Regions from separate parts of the Homo sapiens genome. Here region 2 is linked to region 1. A link is a contact called in ENCODE Hi-C data. All regions are on one chromosome and are shown on one strand. Each heading gives the region's core, a stretch centred on a gene start or an enhancer-like site at or near the end of the contact. The rest is flanking DNA. Distances are from core to core; before and after follow the strand shown. Region 1 has its middle 89 kb from the start of SCARB1. Region 2 overlaps LOC124903083 (a long non-coding RNA gene).

Region 1 (3,337 bases), core at 343-2,842:
TCTCTTCCTGGCTTCAGACGGCCGCCTTCTCTGTGTCCTCACATGGCCTTTCCTCGGTGTGAAAGGGGGAAGAGAGAGGGAGAGCGAGAGCTCTGTGGTGTCTCTTATAAGGACACTGATGCTATCAGATCAGGGCCTCATTTAATTATTTTCTTAGAGGCCCCATCTCCAGACACAGCCACACTGGAGGTTAGGGCTTCAACAGGAATTTTGGGTCAACACAAACATTTAGCCTATACCATCTGGATTGCCTTTCAAGTCTCAGGACACAATTGGTCAAAACTATATTACTATGTTTTATGTGACATATCAAAGTAGCAAAATTTTATTGGAATGCATGTCCTTTTGGTATGCATTTTATATATCTTTTTCATTTACAGATTAGAGTTGTGTGTGAGTGTGTGTACAATTCCATGAATTTTGACATGTTTATAGAGTTGAGTCATTACCCCTACAATCAAGACAAAACAATTTCATCATCCCCCAAGATTTCCTCATGTCTTCCCTTTGTTTTTGTTTGTTTTACAGTGGGCTCCCATAATTTTTTTTTTTTTTTTTTTGAGACAGAGTCTCGCTCTGTTGCCCAGGCTAGAGTGCAGTGGTTCAATCTTGACTCACTGCAGCCTTCACCTCCCAGGCTCAGGAGAGCCTCCTGACTTAGCCTTCCGAGTAGCTGGGACCACAGATGTGTGCCACCACACCTGGCTAATTTTTTTTTTGTAGAGATGGGGGTCTGGCTCTGTTGCCCAGGCTGGTCTCAAACTTTTGGCTTCAAGCATTAGTCCCACCTCAACCTACCAAAGTGCTGGGATTAGAGGCGTGAGCCACTGCACCCAGCCTGCGACCTGTGCTGCCTTCCTCCCACTTTGTAGGGAAGTCCCTCATCCCCATGCTTAGCCCTTGGCCACTAGCTATTTTTACCTTTTCCAGAATGTTCTAAATGGGATCTACAGCCTGTAACCCTCTGAGCCTGGCTTCCTTCACTCAGCACTGTCTCTAGATGCATGCCTGTTGTTGTGTGTAGCAATAGTTCCTTTCTTTTCACTGCTGAGCAGAACTCCATGGGGTGCACACACCAGTGCTTTTCAGCCGTTCACTTATTGAGGGACACGTAGAGTGGTTGCAGCCTTTGGCAATTGCATTAGTTGGTTTTCACGCCACTGATAAAGACATACCCAAGACTGGGTAACTTTTAAAGAAAAAAGGTTTCATGAACTCACAGTTCATATGGCTGGGGAGGCCTCACAATCATGGTGGAAGGCAAAGGAGAAGCAAAGTCATGTCTTACATGGGACCAGAGAAGAGAGAATGAGAGCCAAGTGAAAGGGGAAACCCCCGATCAAACCATCAGATCTTGTGAGACTTACTCACCACCAGGAGAACAGTATGGGGTTAACCGCCCGTATGATTCAATGATCTCCCACTGGCTCCCTCCCACAACATGGGAATTATGGGAACTACAATTCGAGATGAGATTTGGGCAGGGACGCAGCCAAACCACATCAGCAACTATGAACAAAGCTGCTGTGAACGTTCATGTACAGATTTGTGTGTGAAGGCGTACGTTCATTTCCCTGGGGTGTATACCTCGGAGTGGAGCTGCTGAGTCAAACTGGAGCTCTGCGTTTCACTTTTGGGGGACTGCCAGTTTCACAGTCGCTGTACCAGGCTGCATTCCCATCAGCTCTGCGTCCTCACCAGCATCTTGGTGTTTTCAGTTTTAAAAAACTTCAGCCCTTCGTAGTGGTTTCTCATTGTGGCTTTTATTTGCTTAGAAATACTTCTTGTCCTGAGATGAGTGGGACTTCCTCTCCACCCCCAATTAATTCATGTATCCGTGAATGACTGTCACGTATTGCTAGAATGAAACCAATTTTTACCATCAATTCTTTGTCCCTGCAAGTGCAGAGAAGCCTTGTTTTCATAAGGAAGTCACTGGGAGTGGAATTCTTATACTCCTTCTGGGTAGTATGCGAATGTCACACGGCGATCTGTCATTGGAAGCGATTCTCACTGATCTCCCAGCAGACAGGTCCGTTTGACCTTTCTTCAAATTTGTAGAAAGCAGCAAAGTGGAAACCACCGGCTTGCAAAAGCATTTCTTACCCAATCTTTAGATGGGTTCTCGAAACCTGTGTCCGGGAAGTTCCCTCTGATTGGGGCTGGAGGTCAGGGAGGCTTTGCCCGTTGGCTGTAGAGTGGAGGGGTGGGGGGTCTTGTGACCTGCCCGGGGAAATGGCAGGCGAGTGACAAGCTCAGGAGAGAGTCCAGGCCCCGAGGATGGTTCCCTTCAAACTCCCCATGTCTGATCCTCTGGGAAGCTGAGGCCAGCTTTGGTTATTTGATAGCCACGGTGAGGATTTTGACTTAATCTGTGTATGCAACACATCACAGACAGTTTTAACTCTTGCATTCAAGTCTACCTGCTCATAAAACAGAAAAAAAGACAGGCCCCAGAAGGCATTCGGTTTTTTTTTTTTTTTTTTTTTTTTTTTGGAGACAGGGTCTCACTTTGTCACCTAGGCTGGCACAATCACTGCTCACTGCAGCCTCAACCTCCCAGGCTCAGGCGATCCTCTCACCTCAGCCAGCCTCCCAAGTAGGTGGGATTATAGGCCTGTGCCACTACACCCGGCTAATTTTTTGTATATTTTTGTAAAGATGGGGTTTCGCCGTGTCGCCCAGGCTGATCTCCAACTCCCAGGCTCAAGCGATCCGCCCGCCTCGGCCTCCCAAAGTGCTGGGATAACAGGCATGAGCCACTGCCCTGGCCCTTAAGTCATTCTTGTGTTTGTGTGTGTGTGGGGTGTGTGTGTGTGTGTGTGTGTGTGTGTGTGTGTGTGTGTTCCCGAGGGACTTAGCCTCCCGTGTGTCTCATTGGGTGAACATCTTGCTTCTGAGTGAGGTTTGATTTTTTTGTAGGGTGTGCGTTTGGACACATCCTTGGTCTTAAGCCCAGCCAACGACCTTAGCCAGGGCTCAGGGAGGGAAGCACCGCCTGCCCCACAGCTGGAGGGCTGGGGTTCGGGACACCCGGTCGAGCTTCAGTGTCTCTGATTCTGAGCATCTTTGACTCTGCGAGACTTTCTTCTCATGCCTTCACTTCAGGCGCCAGCCCCTGCCAACGATGGGACTCCACTACTTACCATGTTGATTTAATTTGGCTTACTTTTTTTCTTAAAGAATTTTATTTTAAAAGGAAGGCAGTCATATCTGTGAAATTATGGGTCCTTTGGGCAAGTAATAGTTTTCCAGTCGCCATTAAAATAAATACCTAACTATTAAGGACGTTCCTCCCAGTACCTCGAAGCAGCCTGCTACCTGCAATCTCTGCACC
Region 2 (3,337 bases), core at 248-2,747, 4.1 Mb before region 1:
ACTCTTGTTGCCCAGACTGGGGTGCAATAGTGCAATGACGGCTTACTGCAACCTTGGCCTCCCGGGTTCAAGAGATTCTCCTGCCTCAGCCTCCGGAGTAGCTGGGATTACAGGCACCCGCCACCACGCCTGGCTAATTTTTTATATTTTTAGTAGAGACAGGGTTTCACCACGTTGTCCAGGCTGGTCGTAAACTCCTGACCTCAGGTGATCTACTGGCCTTGGTCTCCCAAAGTGCTGGGATTACAGACGTGAGCCACCACGCCTGGCCTCATTATTTTTAATTGATATAATAATTGTTCATAATTATGGGGCATAAGGTAGGATTTTGAAACATGTACTTCTATGAGATCAACTTTTTTAGCTTCTATATATGAGTGAGAGCACATGGTATGTATCTCTCTGTGCCTGGCTGATTTCACTTCATACAATCAGTTATTTTGTATTAGTGCTTCTGTTCTTGTTCTTTGTATTCATCTTCCTTGATCTTTCCTGTAAGGCCTAATCTAGAAAACAAATACACTTATAATTACCAACGAACTATTATATGATTACAGTTTAGGCTAAGGTTGCTTACAAGGAATTGTGAAAGTGGTGGTTAAAATAGGATCTTAGGTGTGGTCACACCATCTTGCGCTTCTTGCAATAGAAGGAAGCAGAAGTTCATTTTCTTTCACTTACTCTCTCTCTCTCTCTTCACCTCCCTGCTTCTATTGGCGAAGCCCAACTTTTGCACGTCTTGGGGGTTTTTTAAACACAGGTGGAAAAGTACGCAAGAAACAGACGTTGCTACTCGCAAGGGTCAAATAAAATGAGTGCCTGAAACAAGTCAAATCAAAATCAGCTTCCTGACCGTACACTCTCACATCCTCTGTTAAAATAAATGCAAGTCATTCTGGGAGCTGAATTAGTTCATACTAAAAGTAGATTAGTGTGGCTTTGGTTTAGGATCAAGGATTTAACACCTGATTCTATTCCGTTGGTTGCCTGTGTTTTTATTGATTTCACTTTTTATACCTTCTGCTTCTATCAAGAGTATTTGTAGCCAGAAAGAGTGGTTGCAACAGTGACTCCTTGAAGTAAATAGAATTTATGGCAACTCTCTGTACCCAAGGAGATTCAAAAGATGTGTGGCATGGCCTGTGGCTGTACTATGGCTAATGACTTATGCTATGGCCTGATGCACAAAGGTGAGGGGGCCTATCCGAGTCCCTCCCTAGGGATCTGGGAAATTGGAGAAGCTGAAGCACTGGCCGTGAGTGCTGAGGCTGAGCTGAGCTGAGGCTGAGCTGTCATGACTCAGGGGGCAGGTGTTCAACAGTTGTTTGTTGAGTGAGTTAGTGATGTACAGATGGCACAGAAAGGCTATGACAGCTGCTTCTAACCCGAAGTTTTGAGGAAGCTGAAACTGTCAGTAAGGAGAGGCAACTGTCTGGCGGTGAGGAGTGAGCAACTCAACAGAGATGTGAAACTACGGCAGAAATGTCATGAAACAGCCAGAGGAGTCAGGCAGTCCCCTGAATGTCCTGTCTGTGACGGTTTCTCAGTTCACTGCCTTAAATCACACCCACTCGAGCTCTGCACTGGGTGAGGCTCAGGAGACAAAGTGGTACCAGAGAAGGGAGAACCCTGTGTTTCCAAGTCTAGTCCACACCACAGGCACCTTTGCAAAGAGTGTCCTTGCCCCTTTTCTAGAGGGCCCTTGAGGTGAAGAGCCAATAGACAAAAATGTTATTTTGGAAGACACGGTTACCTATCCCTTAGATGCCTACTGTATGGGTTGGGTCATTTATTAATTTTAGCTGCAAAGGAGAGACTCATAGGATCACTTTTTGGGGCAGAAGTATATTGCGAGCATATCCAATAAAGTGGGAGGAATCACCTTACATCAATTCTTTAGCTATACCATCACTGGGGGCTCAGTACAGGGGCTGCAAACCCAATCATTACAGAAGCCCAGCAGAAAACTCATGGGTCAGGCATGAGAAAAAAATCAGGCTGGCCTCTCTTGTTCCTTAATTTTTTTATTTTTTATTTTTTGAGACGGAGTCTCACCCTGTCGCCCATGCTGAATGCAGTGGTGCGATCTCGGCTCTCTGCAACCTCTGCCTCCTGGGTTCAAGCAATTCTCCTGCCCTAGCCTTCCAGTTCTTTTATTTTTTCCATTTTTGATAGAATTATGATAGGTGGCTTGGGGCCACAAGTAATACAAATAACAGAAAACCCAACACAGTGGCTTAAACAATGTTAAGACTTATTATCTCACTTCTCCCTGAGTCTCCTGTGCCATCCCCCAAGTCAGTCTCATCCTAAGCTGGTTCATCTCATGGTTGTCAATAGCCATCAGGAGCTATTAGAGCTGCAGGTTTCCTAACTCACATCCAGTTTGGGAGCATGTGCCTCGCCCACAGTCAGCCAATAAGTGGCCTTGCCTCTAGTCTGACTGGGTCAACTTACCTCATTTGTCCACTGCTGGGTCAGTAACCGCAGGCACCAGGGAAATTTCGTGTCCTGAAAGGTTAGAGTCTGCGTTCCTGAACTGGTCACCATGAAGAGGCATGAGACTAGTACTGGTGTGGGCTAGTTCTATCTGGGAACAAGGATGAAGTCAGGTTCTCCTGAGCTACATGGGAAGCTGGTGGGGACAGGGGTGGGTTAAGGAAGACAAATATGTGAAGAGAATCAGGATTGTTTGGAAAAAGAAAGAGTATGGATGTTGGCTAATTAGTCAATCATATCCATTACATTTTAGTACGGAATGGAGTTGCTGGCCGGGCGTGGTGGCTCTAGCCTGTAATCCCAGCACTTTGGGAAGCCAAGGCAGGCAGATCACCTGACTTCAGGAGTTCAACACCAGCCTGGCCAACATGGTAAAACCCCACCTCTATAAAAAATATAAAAATTAGCTGGGTATGATGGCAGATGCCTGTAATCCCAGCTACTTGGGGGGCTGAGGCGGGAGAAGCACTTGAACCTGGGAGGTGGAGGTAATGGTGAGCCGAGATGGCACTATCGCACTTTAGCCTGGGCAACAGAGCAAGACTCCGTCTCAAAAAAAAAAAAAAAAAAAAAAAGAATGGGGTTGCTGATAGAAGTTACTGCAATGATGGTGTGAAATAGACTATGCTGTCCAATACGGTAGCCACTAGCCACAAACCACTTGCAATATGGCTAGTGTAACTGAGGAACAGAATTTTTCATTTTATTTAATTTTAACTAGTTTCAATAGCCACACATAGCTAGTGGCTCCTGCGCTGGACTATGCAGATATGGAGAATTTTCTCTATGATAACAAAAATAAGACAATAGTGAGTGGGGAGGGTTTAGGAAAGCTAGA

What was found. Hi-C counts contacts between places; a loop is a spot of excess contacts on that map. Pooled maps may share reads with other maps.
Region 2: a loop to region 1 is called in a pooled map, with 10 times the contacts of the local background. The contact joins two enhancer-like sites. A Hi-C loop is called at or near these places in 2 of 50 pooled maps.

What each region holds. Positions count from the first base shown.
Region 1 is chr12:124,773,051-124,776,387 of GRCh38, reverse strand. No RefSeq gene overlaps it. Among named protein-coding and RNA genes, the nearest start is that of SCARB1, 89 kb to the left of the region's middle. RefSeq lists enhancers at 1,681-1,840, 1,901-1,950, 1,961-2,120 and a silencer at 2,031-2,325. Within about 2 kb of position 1,592, at least 14 of the 41 ENCODE cell types and tissues checked have a DNase peak (open chromatin) inside an H3K27ac peak, as active enhancers do.
Region 2 is chr12:128,828,116-128,831,452 of GRCh38, reverse strand. It overlaps LOC124903083 (a long non-coding RNA gene), which reads right to left. Exons shown (of 2, transcript XR_007063602.1): 2 at 2,007-3,337. Among named protein-coding and RNA genes, the nearest start is that of SLC15A4, 5.8 kb to the right of the region's middle. RefSeq lists enhancers at 933-1,042, 1,613-1,682. Within about 2 kb of position 1,497, at least 10 of the 41 ENCODE cell types and tissues checked have a DNase peak (open chromatin) inside an H3K27ac peak, as active enhancers do.